Linked DNA regions of Homo sapiens: region 2 is linked to region 1. Evidence: read pairs that join two places in POLR2A ChIA-PET (ENCODE). Cell type or tissue: Panc1. All regions are shown on one strand. Each heading gives the region's core, and the rest is flanking DNA. Links, peaks and the distances in the headings are about the cores only.

What was found. Peaks named below come from ENCODE experiments on the same cell type or tissue, not always from the same donor. Only the 100,000 strongest peaks of a DNase experiment are listed, where the experiment ranks them.
Region 2: POLR2A ChIA-PET joins it to region 1 with 11 read pairs; 2 of 35 experiments call an interaction of 5 or more read pairs at or near these places.

The regions. Positions count from the first base shown.
Region 1 is chr11:18,244,090-18,252,422 of GRCh38, forward strand. It overlaps SAA2-SAA4 (SAA2-SAA4 readthrough), which reads right to left and starts at 4,579. Exons shown (of 6, transcript NM_001199744.2): 1 at 4,514-4,579; 2 at 3,832-3,926; 3 at 1,821-1,959. The coding sequence starts at 3,922. SAA2 (serum amyloid A2) reads right to left here and starts at 4,579. Exons shown (of 4, transcript NM_030754.5): 1 at 4,514-4,579; 2 at 3,832-3,926; 3 at 1,821-1,959; 4 at 1,151-1,426. The coding sequence starts at 3,922. The coding sequence ends at 1,288. It also overlaps the pseudogene RNA5SP333. RefSeq lists a silencer at 1-7 and an enhancer at 118-167. In Panc1, for the core only: a CTCF peak has its summit at 88; no DNase peak of the experiment used is centred there.
Region 2 is chr11:18,685,628-18,693,960 of GRCh38, forward strand. No RefSeq gene overlaps it. Among named protein-coding and RNA genes, the nearest start is that of TMEM86A, 9.0 kb to the right of the region's middle. In Panc1, for the core only: no CTCF peak of the experiment used is centred there; no DNase peak of the experiment used is centred there; H3K27me3 peaks cover 264 bases.

The sequences.
Region 1 (8,333 bases), core at 50-8,049:
AAGACAGTTTCCTGACAATTTCTGTGGCACCTCAGTAGGATGTCCATGATGTTTACCAGCAGCCCACTTATTTTAATCAGCTTGGGCTGCTGTAACAAAATAGTACAGCCATGCTGTGAGTTGGGGTTTCAACATATACATTTTGGCAAGATACAGTTCACTCCAGAGCACTGCCACTTCCACAGCTGGCTTCCCAGGGGTTTTGATAACCTATCTCCTGCCCCCAAGCAGTTTCCCAAATTTGTCACAGGAACCCTAGCTGCATTCCCAGAGTTAAGTTACACCCTGGGTAGCTTCCTGCCAAGTTTCATTAATACCTCAATGGAGTTCTTATATGTCAGTTTTGGCTTGAAGGACCCAGTAAACTATTTGCCATCCAATGTCAGTCTTGTGAGGGGCCCAATCTCAAATTTATACCTTCTCATATTCTGTACTCTTAGAAGTTAATGCTGCTCTCAGTTAATAATTCTTTATATTAAAATTTCCCTTTTCAAATTACTGCCTGGTTTCTGTCTCCCAAAGGGACCCTGACTGATAAAACAGTTCTTCTCTATCTGGCTCTCTCTCCACTGCCACCACTTCCACAACTTTGATCTAGTTAAGCTCCAGAAACTCAGAAAACATTCATAAAAGGAGTCGCATTACATATTTAGACTTGAAAGAAGGCAATGAAAATAGAGTGGAAGAGAACTGCATTGGAGGTATTTTTTAGATGGAGTGGGTAGAAATTCATTAATGCCTGGATTTGTAGGTGTTGCTGAGAAATGAAAGGAAGACTCGGGTGGCAGTCGCTGAGGCAGGACTTCACAATTCAATTGTCTGTAGCCCCTGCCTCCAGAAACAGAGATCACTGAGGAATGAAGAACTGAGGGACAGAGAAGGTAACAGGAAATAATTCACAGGAGATGAGAAGCCTGGGCAAGGAAGGGACTGGAAATAGCAACAATGTAACCACAAAGGTCTGGAAAAAAGGAGGTCTAATTTGTGGAAGGGTTGATGCAGGTGTCTGCACTGTGACTACTAAGAATGTCTCCTCACATCCAAACACATAGGCCTACCTAGGCTCACCCTTCATGTGGGTGTGCATTGATTTCCCTTTTGTACCAAACAGGCAGTCAGCACCAAAAGAAGAACACACTGTTTCAACAAATTCCACCTCTTAAGCATTTATTAGATGCCTATTATATGCCATATCTCAGCTTCTCTGGACATAGACCTCACTAACTTTGTATCCCTGCCCCGAGGGCCTCATAGCCAGGTCTCCTGAGAGCAGAGTGAAGAGGAAGCTCAGTATTTCTCAGGCAGGCCAGCAGGTCGGAAGTGATTGGGGTCTCTGCCACTCCTGCCCCATTTATTGGCAGCCTGATCGGCCAGCGAGTCCTCCGCACCACGGCCTGTGAGTCTCTGGATATTCTCTCTGGCATTGCTGTAGTCCAGGCAGGCAAGAAGGAGATTAATCATCAGGCCAGTGAGCAACAGCTCACCCTCCCATTCTCCCCGTTCCAAGGGAGGGCTCAGAGAGGAGCCCAGAAAGGCCAAGGAAGGAGGAGTGAAAACACTGACCCTGCCTGGGCACTGCCCCATTCAGACAGGCTGGGCACCCCTAGGCTGGATGAACAGCACCCAGAGGGGGAGGGGGAGGAATCACTCACTCCTACCATCCACTCAGACCCTCACACTGAGCACAGAGGCAGAGAGAGGGCAAGAAGAGGAGGGACCACAGCCTCTAACTTCTCCACAAGGAGCTCGTCTCCCTCCTGACTGTCCAAGGCAGGCAAGCTCTGCTCACCCAGCCCTAACGTCCCAGGAGCTCCAGTTACCTGATCACTTCTGCAGCCCAGGCACCCCCAGGTCCCCTTTTGGCAGCATCATAGTTCCCCCGAGCATGGAAGTATTTGTCTGAGCCGATGTAATTGGCTTCTCTCATGTCAGAGTAGGCTCTCCACATGTCCCGAGCCCCTGGAAAGGAAAGGAAAGGCAGAAGGGACATCAGGAGAACATAAAGACTCCAACAACACCTTAGAGGGGAATGAAAGAAGGACAAATCTTCCACTGACTTCAAGCTTTCAGCCTGTGATCATAGCAGCCTTGGATACCATGGGTTGAGAAGCACATTCCTTTATCCTAGTTGGCTTCTTCAAGTGCCCTGGTGAAGAGCCACTGCTATAGAATGAAGCTGCCTATGATAAGATCCAGGAGTGTATATGAATGAGGTGGTGACATGGAATACTGATGCTGAGAAAGGTGGCAGACACAGAGTACTTCTGCCCTGACTACTAAAGTATATATTCTTGCAAATGGAATACATGTCATTGTGACCTGAGTTCCAGTGACTGTTAGGAGCATAAAAGTCCCTAAACACTTTCTCAGTAGGCTGTACTGATACTGTGGGTTGCTTGAGGAAGCAATAGAGCAGCGGTTCTCCGCCGTGGTTGCACTTTCTTTTTCTTTTTTATTTTTTTAGACGGAGTCTCACTCTGTCACCCAGGCTGGAGCACACTGGAGCAATGTAACTCACTACAACTTCCGCTTCCCGGGTTCAAGTGATTTTCCTGCTTCAGCCTCCTGAGTAGCTGGGATTACAGGTGCCTGCCACCACGCCTGGCTACATTTTCATATTTTTAGTAGACACAGGGTTTCACCATGTTGGCCAGGCTGCTCCGGAACTCATGACCTCAAGTGATTCATCCACCTTGGCCTCCCAAAGTGCTGGAATTACAGGCGTGAGCCTTGGCTGCACTTTCTAATCACCCAGAGAGAAACTGAAAGTCCCAGTGCCCAGGCCACACCCCAGGCCAGTTTCTGCAGACTCTGCTGGGGAGTTGAAGGCATGGGTAGTTCAGGTGATGCCAAGGTGTGTCTGAGATTCATAACCATCAACCTCTGGGAGGTGGTCAGTGATGCGTCTACCTGGCAAGAGCCCTGACCTCAAGCACAGCCGGGCTCAAACCTCTGCCCTGCCACCTGCTGACTGGCAGTAAGTCCCTGGGCATTGGCCTCAGCTGCTCTAAGTCTCAGCTTTCTCACCTTCACAGAAGGGATGCCTGCCTCACAGAGTCATTCTGAAACTAGATGAGAAAATGCTGTGGTCCTTGTGGGGGCTTGAGGCACGTTAGTTCCCAGCTCTTGTCAAGAAGGCTGGAGAAGGAAGAATGGAAACAGAACAAACCAGGAAGGGAGCCCCTGACAGAGCGAGGCTAAAGAGCCCTGTACATTATCCAACTAGGAAATCGAAGGAGGAAGGAGAAAGAAGACAGAAGAGTCAACAGCCTTAGTCATACTCCTATGCGATTTATGCTGAGGGACATTTTATACCAATTGCAGGCCTTATTTTGCATCTTCTACTCAAAACAAACAGCTCAGGTGCTCCTGGAAAGGATGATTGTTCTTTCTCTGAGTAACTGACAACAATCCTCGACTCTCTAATCTGTTTAGCAGCTCCCCAGGCACATTGGGCAGCACAACCTAAGGCAGCGGCTCAAATCTTAAGGAAGCCCAAAAATACCCCGTGTGCGTTGTTACTGGATGCCCCGTCCCTTACGGCTCAGGAGATGTGTTTTTGATACACCTTGCAGCGGCTTCTGAAATGTGATCCATCCACTTAACACATCCTGAGAAGCTGCACTACGGGGAAAGGGGATATTCCCAGCAGCTCTGAAAGACTCGAGACAGGCAACCCAGCAAACCCTAGTTCCTGGCAGGCCTCAGCAACGCAGACACTAGCAACTCTGTGGTTCAAAAGCAGCCTTCCGAAAGCATCATTTTCCCCAGTTTATCAGGTCCAGGGCGATGTTTCTCTTCAGAAATCCTGCAAACCTTCTGAAGCCTTACCATCAAAAGCCTCGCCAAGGAACGAAAAGAAGCTTCGGCTGCTGACACTCAGGACCAAGGAGCAGAAAACCAGGCCCGTGAGAAGCTTCATGGTGCTGAAATGAAAGGAGAAGTCAGGCAGTCGCCCACAAGACTGGCACAGCTTCCCTTGGGACTTATATTCCGACGAGAGCCTGGTTATTTCCACTGGATCTTATTAGAGTCTCAGTGGCTCATCTAGGAAACCTTGCAGCAGGACCTCACTCAGAGCCAGAAGCCCTCGGTTCTGAACCCATCAGCCCTGAAGCCTGACTGCATAAGAGGATGCCAATGTGGCACTGATGGAGGAAGGCAGGAGTTACCACCAGACTGTCACTCCCTCAAGTAGCCTATAATTCCCCATAACGCATTTACCGTGTGTTCCCTCTGCCCCGCACAGAACTCAACATGGGATAAACACAAAGCAGGATCATTATTTTTTATTCTTAAAGCCTTTAGCACCTGGTATTCCCAGGTGTTCTCCCATCCAAGTACTACCAGGCCCGACCCTGCTTACCTCTCTAGATCAGAGGAGATAAGACACCTTCAGAATGGTATGGCTGTATGCCCCAGGATAACTATTTTTTTTAAAGGAAATGATAATCTTGTTGGGAAAGAGAAAACAGAGTAAGTTTTAAAAATCACTCCTTGGTGTGCTCCTCACCTGATCTGTGCTGTAGCTGAGCTGCGGGTCCCTGTCTGCCAGGGAGAGGTGGCTGCTATTTATAGTGAGCCTTGCTGGTCTCTTGGGAGGGAAGAAAAGCTGGATGTGGTCCCTGGGGAAAGTCCCTGCAGGTCATTTCCCCTACAAACTGGTCTAAGACAAGTTCCTGGATGCCGGTGGTTTCTTCATCCCGGGTCATTTATCCCAGTTGTGTAACCTATGGGAACAAGAGAGGTTTGCTGTGCCTTGGCAATGGACAGGGTGCTAGATCAGCTCTGCTCCTCAGCATTGGGGGAAGTGCAGCTGCAGAGATGCCAGTGGGAGCCCCGTGATGGCGGCACCTGGGCTGCTGGAAGGTGTGGAGTGAGGGCAGCTCTTCAGCCAGCTCCTGACTATACCGGTCATTTCCTCAGGATGGGCCCTGCTGGGCCACATGGCAGATGACCCTGACTGAAATCCCTGTGAGTTCATGTCTAAAGCTTTAAGCTTTAAAACGGACAGCCTACCCCTGCCACATCTCATGTGTGCCCTGGAAGCCTCCTTCCACCCCTCTGGATGTCCTGATATTTCTCAGCACAGAAAATCTCTGCTCCGCTGGCTTAGCCAATTTGGAAATGCTTTTTCTAAGTTGGCTCCTGAGCCAAGGACAATGTAGAGAGGGGGACTTTCTGCTGCCCCAGCCTAGTCCTGGAGCCCCACCTTGGGAGAATGAGAGTGTGGTGCGTTAAATAGGCAGCCCAGCTGGGGACGTGCCCAGCATCCAGGCAGGGAAGGGTGGGAGAGCTCTTGGTCTGCTGTATTATCACGGAGGGGTGCAGGGGGCATGCAGATCACTCTCTCATGAGAACATCAACAGGGTCAGATTAGCTCTGCAGAGGCTTATGGAGGAGCATGGTGGCCAGAGATGGGTCAGTACCAGAGCCCAGGGGGGCTGAGGCCAGGACATGCAGAGAGGCTGGTGGACATAGCAGCAACTCTGGTTTCTTCTTCTCCAGTCCATGTTCATACCCTGAGGGCTAGGCATTTGTAATAACAAACAAACAAGCAATTTAGAAATGGGCCAGGCATGGTGGCATGTGCCTATAGTCCCAGCTACTTGGGAGGCCAAGGCAGGAGGCCTGCTTGAACCCAGAAATTTGAGGCCAGCCTGGGCAACACAGCAAGATTATCTTAAAAAATTTTTTTTAATCTCTGAGAAATGGGTAGGGCCAGGAAGTAAAGGATGGCCAAATACTCCATAAGCAGCAAATGCGTGGCTCCAATGTGAACAATGATATTATAGACTCTGTTCTGAGACCTATGCATTGACACCTCCACCTCCCCCACTACATCTTGCCACCTTAAAACCACTGAGAGTGGTACCTGCTGGAATGGGTCCACACACACAGTCACACATATTTTAGGCAGGGTAGTTGACATCCCCAGGGAAAAAGAGCTCACAGAGAGAGGCTGAATGTTTCCAACTGGGTAGCAGTAATAGTACATCATGCTGTACATGGTACAGCACAGATCAGGTGAAAATAATAGCACATCGTGATTAACCAGGGCTTATTCCAGGGAGTCAAGAAGAGTTTCATATCAGAAAAATCTATCTTTGTAATTCACTATACCAGTAATCAAAGAAAAGGATTGTACATTTATTTTACTAGATGCAGAAAATGAATTTCATAATTGTCAACATCTACTGATGATAAGGAAAATGTATAACAAAATAAAGAGACCATTTCTGACTTGAGAAAGGATAAATACCAATATGTTATAGCAACAGTTCTCAAACTGTTTTCCAGGGAACCCTAAGAATCCCTCCTTAGGGAGGCTTTGATCTCAAAATTATTTTTAGAATAGTGCTAACACACTATTTTCATGTTTCAGTCTCATTTTCTCATGAGTACACACAATATGACAAGTTAGTTGATATGAGTGTGGATTTCCACATGGTAACTGACTTTTCAGAAGCTACCACTTGTTGAGTTTGGTATAATATAGAATAGCCACAATTATCTAAAAATACCATTAAAATACACTCCCCCATTTCAACTATATATCTGTGTGAGGCTGAATTTTCTTCATATACTCCAACCTAAATAACATATTAAAACAGGTTGGATGATGAATCAGATAGGAAAATCCAGCTATGAAAAAAAAATCAGACATGAAAAATTTTCAAAAGGGTAAAACCATAGTACTCTTCTTACTTTTTTTCTTTTGGAAGATGGTTATTTTTCATAAAAATATATTATTTATGTTAACATATAGAAGATGGATAATTTTTTGAAGAATTGATAAATGTTTAAATTTTTTCTTTCTATTATGGTAAATACTGATGAATAGAGTCCCCATAAATAAAAGTTCTTTGGGGTATTCAATAATTTTTAATAGTGTAATGGGATCCTGAGACCAAAAGGTTTGAGAATCATTGCTCTACAGCAAACATTATGTGTAATTAAGACACTTCAGGTGCATTCTCAAGAAGACCAATAAAGAGGCCACAATGGCAGGCGTGGTGGCTCACACTTGTAATCCAAGAACTTAGAGAGGACGAGGCAGGTGGATCACTGGAGGTCAGGAATTCTCAACCAGCCTGGCCAACATGGTGAAACCCTGTCTCTACTAAAAGTACAAAAATTAGTCGGGTGTAGTGGCAGGTACCTGTAATCCCAAGTACTTGGGGGGTTGAGGCAGGAGAATCACTTGAAGCCGGGAGGTGGAGGCTGCAGTGAGCCGAGATCGTGCCACTGCACTCCAGCCTGGGCAACGGAGTGAGACTTCATCATGGAAAAAAAAACAAAGAGGCCAGGATGTCTGGTTGTTACTGCCACTGTTTCACATATCCCTGAAGGACCTGCCCAATGCTAAAGAAACACAAGGAAGGTAAGAGGTGAAAGAGAAGAAATGAAACTATCATTGTTTGAAGATGACACCATCTTTTACATAGAAAACCTGTTAGAATCAAATGGCAAGCTATTAGAACTACTAAGAGAATTCAGTGAGGCTGCTGTATTCATGGCAAAATTTTAACAATTGATAGCATTTCTCTGCAACATTCCTTAATAGTTATAAAATACAGCACAAAGTAGTACCAAAAATATTAACTATCTAGGAAATAACCTCTTACAGAGAAAATTTAGTCTGTTAAAGGATAAACAGTGGCAATGTACGTCATGTCCACAGAGATTATATTTTAGCTTAGCAAAGATACCAATTCTCCCAAATTTATTTATAAATTAAATGCAATGTGAATCAAAATTTCCCACTGGAATTTTTATCAGGAAGGCAACAAATTCTTTCTTTCTTTCTTTCTTTCTTTCTTTATTTATTTATTTATTTATTTATTTATTTATTTCCTTCCTTCCTTCCTTCCTTCCTTCCTTCCTTTCTTTCTTTCTTTCTTTCTTTCTTTCTTTCTTTCTCTCTCTCTTTCTCTCTCCCCCCCTCTCTCTCTCTCTGTCTCTCTCTCTCTCTCTTTCTTTCTTTCTTTCTTTCTTTCTTTTTAAGACAAAGTCTGGCTCTGTCACCCAGGCTGCAGTGCAGTGATACAATCTCAGCTCACTGAAACCTCAACCTCTCCGGCATCAGGTGAACCTCCCACCTCAGCCCCCCGAGTAGCTGGGACTACAGGTGCACACCACTGGGCCTAGATAACTTTTTGTATTTATTGTAAATAAACACAAAAAATAAATATTTTGCTCAGGTTGGTCTGGAACTCCTGGGCTCAAGCAATCCGCCTGCCTTGGCCTCCCAAAGTGCTAGAATTACAGTTGTGAGCCACCACACCCAGCCAATAAATTAATTCTTTATGATGAATAAGTTATCTATGAAA
Region 2 (8,333 bases), core at 82-8,081, 440 kb after region 1:
CTGATTGGCTTTGGGTTGCCTTGAAATAAAAGGCACTGTAAAATCATTGCATTGTCTTATTTTGTAGTGTTTCTTTCTTTTGGAGATCCAGGATCCACTATAGATCCTTGATTTTTGAGATCTGTTTTACCTTCCAGCTGTGTTTGCTTATTACGCCCTAGAAACTGCATGTTTTCCTGGCCCTGTTCCTCCACGGGCCTCACCCTGAAGCCAGCAATCTAATTAAGAAACAAAAACTGACAAATGAAAAACTCTTACAACTACTGAATCTTCTGTCCGTCTATGTATTACATACGTTGTGTGTGTGATGTTTATATAAAAGAGCGCTGATTTGGCTTAAAAATAGCATTTAAATCAAATATTTTGTCAGAAAAGTAAAAACTGTAATGTCTTAGTTTATGTGACTTTAGTCATCTTTGGGAAATAAAGACAATTGTAAAGATTATTGCTTAAAAATGTCTTCATAATTCAGACATTTGGTCTAAATTAGGCAGACCAGATATTAGGCTTGCTAAATTCTTTAAGGTTATAAGCTGCTTCTTTGCCATTTGAAAATTGTTCAACTTACCTACTTTGGAGCCGTTAGATTCTAGATAAGGCCTGGGGATATGTGGAGTTAGCCTCGTCCCCTAGCATACACCAGAAAGAGTCAGACCTTATCTGCATCTCTGTCTAGTGTTCTAGGCTCCCCACTTGGTACATAATTAAAATCACCAGGGTTTTCACCAAACGTAAAAGTTTCTAAGAGTTCACAGTGTAACATGTACTTGAAACTACTGGAAAAACAGTTTTACATGCAAGGTGTGTACGGAAAGTAGAATGTGCTTTTGGTAAAAGATTATAAGAAGGCATGGTAATGTGGATTTTTTTTTTTTGCCTAGTTTAGAGAGTTAAAGGATTGTTTTAAGTTAGATAGGATAAAGCTGACTGTTTAAGCAAATTGTGGAAGGTTTGTGAAAGATTAACCTTGTAAAAAATTCTGTATGTGAACATATTGGCTAAAGTTAAAGGGATATTATTCAATTTTTACATAAATCGAACATTGGACTAAAAGCACAACAGGGCTGAGCGTGGTGGTTCACACCTGTAATCCCAGCACTTTGGGAGGTCGAGGCGGGCGGATCACCTGAGGTCAGGAGTTCGAGACCAGCCTGACAAATATGATGAAATTCCATCTTTACTAAAAATACAAAAATTAGCTGGGCGTGGTGGCATGTGCCTGTAATCTCAGCTACTTGGGAGGCTGAGACAGGAGAATCGCTTGAACCCAGGAGGCGGAGGTTGCAGTGAGCCGAGATCACACCATTCCACTCCAGCCTGGGCAACAAGAGTTAAACTCCGTCTCAAAAGAAAAAAAAAAGCACAACAGGGTTTTCTTAGAGCATTGATCTGCTCTTTAATAGAAAATTAAGAGTTATCAAAAAGATTTATGAGAATCTTACCTTATGGTCAAACTGATTAAGATTGGATATTATTTGTCTATAAGGTTTATTGTCTGTGCTTGGGCCCGGCATGGTGGCTCATGCCTATAATCCCAGCACTTTGGGAGGCTGAGGTGGGTGGATCTCCTGAAGTCAGGAGTTCGAGACCAGCCTGGCCAACATGGTGAAACCCCTGTCTCTACTAAAATACAAAAATTAGCTCAGTGTGGTGGCACACGCCTATAATTCCAGCTGCTCGGGAGGCCGAGGTACGAGAATTGCTTGAACCCAGGAGACGGAGTTTTCAGTGAGCCGAGATTGCGCCACTGCACTCCAGCCTGAGTGACAGAGCGAGACTCTGTCTCAATTAAAAAAAAAAGGGGGGGCCAGGCACGGTGGCTCACACCTGTAATCTCAGCACTTTGGGAGGTGGAGGCAGGTGGATCATGAGGTCAGGAGTTTGAGACCATCCTGGCCAACATGATGAAACCCCTTCTCTACTAAAGATACAAAAAATTAGCTGGGTTGGGTGGTGCCTGCCTGTAATCCCAGCTACTCAGGAGGCTGAGGCAGGAGAATTGCTTGAACCTAGGAGTTGGAGGTTGCGGTGAGCTGAGATCATGCCATTGCACTCCAGCCTGGGTGACAGGGTGAGACTGTCTCAAAAAAAAAAAAAAAAAAAAGAAAGAAAGAAAGAAAAAAAAAAGAATTGGGTTTGACATTAATGGTATGCTAATGCAAAGGTGAGATTTGGCTATCTCTTGAACAAGATTTTCATGTAACAGTAAAAGATAATGAAATATTTTAATTTGCTTTTTGAATAAACTACAGGAAAAATACGGGAAAGAAAAGAGACAGATTGTCTGGAAAGCTAAGTCTTCCCTCTATCAATGAGTAAAGCTTTTTGCCTTTTTGAGTTATCGTTTTGGCTAAATAAATGACTTAATGGAGACCTAGGATTTGATTTTATAGCATCAAGTGTTTCAAACCTTTGATATTTGACTTTCAAACCTTTGATATTTGGCAAAGTTTCCAAAATCAAATGATTAATTATATCTTTTTCTGACCTAATTAATCCATTAGATATTAGGTCCCCTAAAGTCCAAAAATGACATATTTGGCTTATTTGGTATATTAAAATCATACAGGAAGCACTGTCAAATATGAAATGGTGTTTTGCTTTTTTTAGACTGTATTTGTATAAATGTTATTGGTGTGCATTCCAAAATTATGATAAACTCTTATAATTCTGATATGACTTAGTGTATGTTATCAGCAACAATTATGATTGTTATGTTAAATTAAGGTGTGCCACAAAGATAAGCAAATTTGCTTGTCAGTTGTGTCTTTGACTATGGCTCCCCTAAGACTTTTTGTTGTCCACAGATAATTGTCTTGTTTTGATTCTCTTTAAAAGGTGGTTTATTTATTATTATTATTATTATTTTTTGAGACAGGGTCTCACTCTGTTACCCAGGCTGGAGTGCAGTGGTGTGATCTCAGCTCACTGCAACCTCTGCCTCCTGGGTTCAAGCGATTCTCCTGCCTCGGCCTCCTGAGTAGCTGGGACTACAGGCACATGCCACCATACCCGGCTAATTTTTGGATTTTTAGTAGAGAAGGGGTTGCATCTTGTTGGCCAGGGTGGTCTTGAACCCCTGACCTCAAGTGATCCACCTGCCTTGGCCTCCCAAAGTGCCGGCATTACAGGTGTAAGCCACCACACCCGGCCTAAAAGGCATTATATAATCAGCTGTAGGACTATGACAGATGCTCTTGAATGCAGGTCTCTGATAACTGTGGAAAATGGACCATTAAAATAGAGAGGAAGAAACTTCCAAGACTCTCTTGAAAAACTAATGTGTACATAAATATTGAGCAAAGCAGGGGTTAGTTGCATAGACTGAACTAATACAAGAACAAAAGAATCTTTTTATGACTTTTTGCTTAAAACATTTCTGATCCTTTCTGTTTTTTCAGAGTCAAGAAAACTTTTCTTTTGAGCTATTTGTAGCTTTTAACAAAAATATACTCTTATGAGGAAAATTTGGAGCATACATCTTTCTCTCTACTTGATTGCTCCAGAATTTGAAAACTTTGTGATAATTCTTAACTTATGGCAATATAGTTACTTGCATAAGTGCAATAGGAATCTGCTTTCTTTTATAACAGGACACAATTGGAGACACTGGTTATTTTACCAAGGCTTTGACTGGAATGGCATGCTTTCTGATACAAGCAGACTCCTTTCAGGAATCAAAATTGACTTACAGAGCCAATAAAAGCCCCTTGGGAAAACTGGCCTCATACCTTGTATACACAGTCCCTGTACAGGGTTCCTGACTTGTGGCAAGTAAAGAATGTCACTTTCTGACTGGCCAAGTAGCTCTAAGTTATCTTGGGACCTCAAGAGGTATGAAATTTATCCAACTCATGGAGCTATTTCATGGTACAAACCCATGGCTGGGCTCAAGGCTTTAAAAACTGAGATTCCTTATGGAACAAAGTTCCATCAAAGCCAATTTAAAAAAAAGAGCCTATGTGGGCCGGGCGTGGTGGCTCACGCCTGTAATCCCAGCACTTTGGGAGGCCGAGATGGGTGGATCACGAGGTCAGGAGATTGAGACCATCCTGGCTAACACGGTGAAACCCCGTCTCTACTAAAAATACAAAAAAAACTAGCCGGGCGTGGTAGTGGGTGCCTGTAGTCCCAGCTACTTGGGAAGCTGAGGCAGGAGAATGGCATGAACCTGGGAGGCGGAGCTTGCAGTGAGCTGAGATCGTGCCACTGCACTCCAGCCTGAGGGACGGAGCAAGACTCTGCCTCAAAAAAAAAAAAAAAAAAAAAAAAAAAAAAAAAAAGAGCCTATGTGGCAAATAATTATTCTGGCTGTGCTTTATGCAAATAATCAGGCCAAGTATATACAAGGAAATTGGTCCCATTATGATTTGTTTTTAATAAAAATAGGAGACTAGAGAAAGAAAAAAATATGTTTCCACAACTGTGGTACACCTGTTATTTTTATTTATTTATTTTTGAGATGGAGTTTTGCTCTGTCGCCAGGCTGGAGTAAAGTGGTGCAGTCTCAGCTCACTGCAACCTCCGCCTCCCGAGTTCAAGCAATTCTCCTGCCTCAGCCTCCAGAGTAGCTGGGACTACAGGTGCGTGCCACCACGCCCAGCTAATTTTTGTATTTTTAGTAGAGATGGGGTTTCACCATGTTGGCCAGGATGGTCTCTATCTCTTGACCTTGTGATCCACCTGCCTCATCCTCCCAAAGTTCTGGGATTACAGGCATGAGCCACTACACCTGGCCAGTACACCTGTTATTAAATTCTCATCTCATCAGTTGTTTTTGAGTGTTTTCTGCAATTTAGACTGACCCTGCTTATTCCTGTGAACCAACCAGTGATCTCTGACTGCAGCTCAGAAGAAACAAGAGGGGTCTGGGTGCAGTGGCTCACGCCTGTAATCCCAGCACTTTGGGAGGCCGAGGCGGGCGGACCACGAGTTTAGGAGTTCGAGACTAGCCTGGCCAACATAGTGAAACCCCGTCTCTACGAAAAACACAAAAATTAGCCAGGTGTGGTGGCCCGCACCTGTAGTCCCAGCTACTCAGGAGGCTGAGGCAGGAGAATCACTTGAACCTGGGAAGCGGAGGTTGCAGTGAGCCGAGATTGTGCCATTGTACTCCAGCCTGGGTGACAGAGTGAGAGTCCATCTCAAAAAAAAAAAAAAAAAAAAAAGAAATAAGAGGGATGGGTAATGTCAATCTTTGGATCTAATTCTGGCATGAATCTAATTCTGATTAGAATTAGCTAGCAACTCCATATCAGCTTGGTTCCAACAGTTGCCCAGTTCATGGAAAGCCTTCTTATTTAGTTTACTTGGGATAGTTTTACTTATTTTGCTTTACTATTGTGGAATATATTGCTGTTGTACTCCTTGTGTAGGAATGCAGGATAAGCTTAGTCAACATTTTCTTAAATTGAATACTTATTAATCTTCTAGATTTCACCTTTTGTCGGAACTCAGAGTTATGAATGGCCCTCAGCATACCAGTGCTTTCTGACTGAGCTCCTCTCTACCCTGGATACAAAAGATCCTAATAGAAAGGCAGGAATATCGTCACCCTTATTCAGCCTGAAGAAGCTGCAAAAGATGGATTTTTGTCCCTCTACAACCCTTAGAATTAAGGGTCCACTTATAAAGGGGAGGGGAGAAATATGTCAGGTATTAGAACCAGAGTGACTCAGGCTGGGCACAGTGGCTCACGCTTGTAATCACAGCACTTTGGGAGGCCGAGGCAGGTGGATCACTTGAGGTCAGGAGTTTGAAACTAGCCTGGTCAACATGGTGAAACCCCATCTCTACTAAAAATACAAAAATTAGCTGGGCGTTGTGGTAGATGCTTGTAATCCCAGCTACTCAGGAGGCTGAGGCAGGAGAATCACTTGAGCCCAGGAGGCAGAGGTTGTAGTGAGCCAAGATTGTGCCACTGCACTCCAGCCTGGGCGACAAGAGCGAGACTCTGTCTCAAAAAAATACAAAAACAAAAACAAAAAAAACAACACCAGAGTGACTCCATCTTGATTATGGACTGGGTAAAATAAGGCTGAGACCTACTGGGCTGCATTCCCAGGAGGTCAGACATTCTTAGTCACAAGATGGGATAGGATGTTGACAGGACTGGTATCACAAGATACAGGTCACAAAGACGCTGCTGATAAAACACGATGCAGTAAAGAAGAAAGCCAAAACCCACTGAAACCAAGAGGGCAACAGAAGTGATCTCTGGTTGTCCTCAATGCTCATTATATGCTAATTATAATACATTAGCATGCTAAAAGACATTCCCACCAGGGCCATGACAGTTTACAAATAAATGCCATAGCAATGTCAGGAAGTTACTCTATATGGTCTAAAAGGGGGAGGAACCCTTAGTTCTGGGAAGTGCCTGCCACTTTCCCAGAAAACCCATGAATAATTCCTCCCTTGTTTAACATGTAATCAATAAATAACTATGAGTATACTCAGTTGAGCAGCCCCTGTCACTGCTCTGCCTATGGGGTAGCCATTCTTTTATTCCTTTACTTTCTTTTTCTTTTTCTTTTTTTTTTTTTGAGACGGAGTCTCGCTGTCACCCAAGCTGGAGTGCAGTGGCGGGATCTCTGCTCATTGCAACCTCTGCCCCCCTGGTTCAAGCGATTCTCCTGCCTCAGCCTCCTGAGTAGCTGGGACTACAGGCGTGTGCCATCACGGCCGGCTAATTTTTGTACTTTTAGAAGAGACGGGGTTTCACCATGTTAGCCAGAATGGTCTTGATCTCCTGACCTCGTGATCCGCCCGCCTTGGCCTCCCAAAGTGCTAGGATTACAGGGGTGAGCCATCGCGCCCGGGTTTTTTATTTTTATTTTTATTTTTATTTATTTATTTATTTATTTATTTTTTTGAGATGAAGTCTCATTTTGTTGCCCTGGCTGGAGTGCAGTAGTCTGAGCTTAGCTCACTGCAATCTCTGCCTCCAAGGTTCAAGTGATTCTCCTGCCTCAGCCTCCCAAGTAGCTGGGACTGTAGGCATGCACCACCAAGCCCGGCTAATTTTTCGTATTTTTAGTAGAGACGTGGTTTCACCATGTTGGCCAGGCTAGTATCCAACTCCCGACCTCAAGGGATCTGCCTGCCTTGGCCTCCCAAAGTGCTGGGATTACAGGCATGTAATCCCATGCTTGGTCTATTCCTTTACTTTCTTAATAAACTTGCTTTCACTTTATTCTATGGACTCGCCCAGAATTCTTTCTTCCATGAGGTCCATGAACCCTTTTTGGGGGTCTGGATCAGGATCCCTTTCCAGTAACAAATACGCCAAGGAAAGGAAAGAAGAGTAAGTATCTTGTGGGTAAGGGGCTATGCTGGATATGGTAGATGCATCAGCAAACTTCCTTTCACGCCACCCCTTCCAGGTTTGCTATTTTATAGAAAAGGAAATTGAAACTCAGAGGGTTAAACAATTTGCCAAAGCCACACGGTAGATGAAGAGCCTTAAACCCATGTTTGCCTGGCCCCAAGCCCAGAGGCTAACCGGATAGCCCGGAATGTCCTTAGGGACACTGCTCCACATATTATCTCAGGACAGCATCAATATTTAACCCTCACCAAGGGTCTGGAAGAGAAGTTCTGCTAAAATCTTTGTCCTTTTCTTAAGTGCCTCCAGGAGCGGACTCTGTGTCACTGACCACGTTGGCCACTCCAGGGTTCACCTCCCTGACCCAAGCGGGCTCCAGCATGACAGAGGCCTTCTAGAATGGATTCTAGGCTGCTGATAACTGTAAGCAGAAAGGGCAGAAGGGACCTGGAGGAATGCCTGGGCTGGGGTTGGGTATGTGGAGCCTCCCACAGACCGTGGGCCATGGGGCACACAGTCAGTAATGGTGATGGGTCATGGTCATTTATCTTCAAAGCTTCTGGCCCACCACAATGGGGAAGCAGAACCAGCACCTGCCACCTGTTCCAGAGGCAGGGAACGAAACCACAAAACCCACAGATCATCTGTGAACATACACTTCTCTGGGTGTGTCTGTCTCTTTCCCTGTGAGTATACTTGGAACTAGGTATATCTGGGTGTGCCAGATACATTCTCAGCATATCTATTTATCTGTGTGTTTGTCTTCTTCCTTCTTTTCCTTTTTTCCACCATTCTCTTAAATGTTTGTCCCCAAAGTGCTTGTTCTAGTCCTCTTCTCTACTCCCTCAAGGCTCCTCTCTGGTTCATCACATCCATAGACTTTCAGTATGGTTGAGACTTCCAAATCTTCCCTGTGAGCCTGAGCCCTAGTTTTGTATCCAGTTCCACCCAAACATTCTCCACTAGGCTGACACACACATTCAGCTCACTCCTTACAACTCAACAA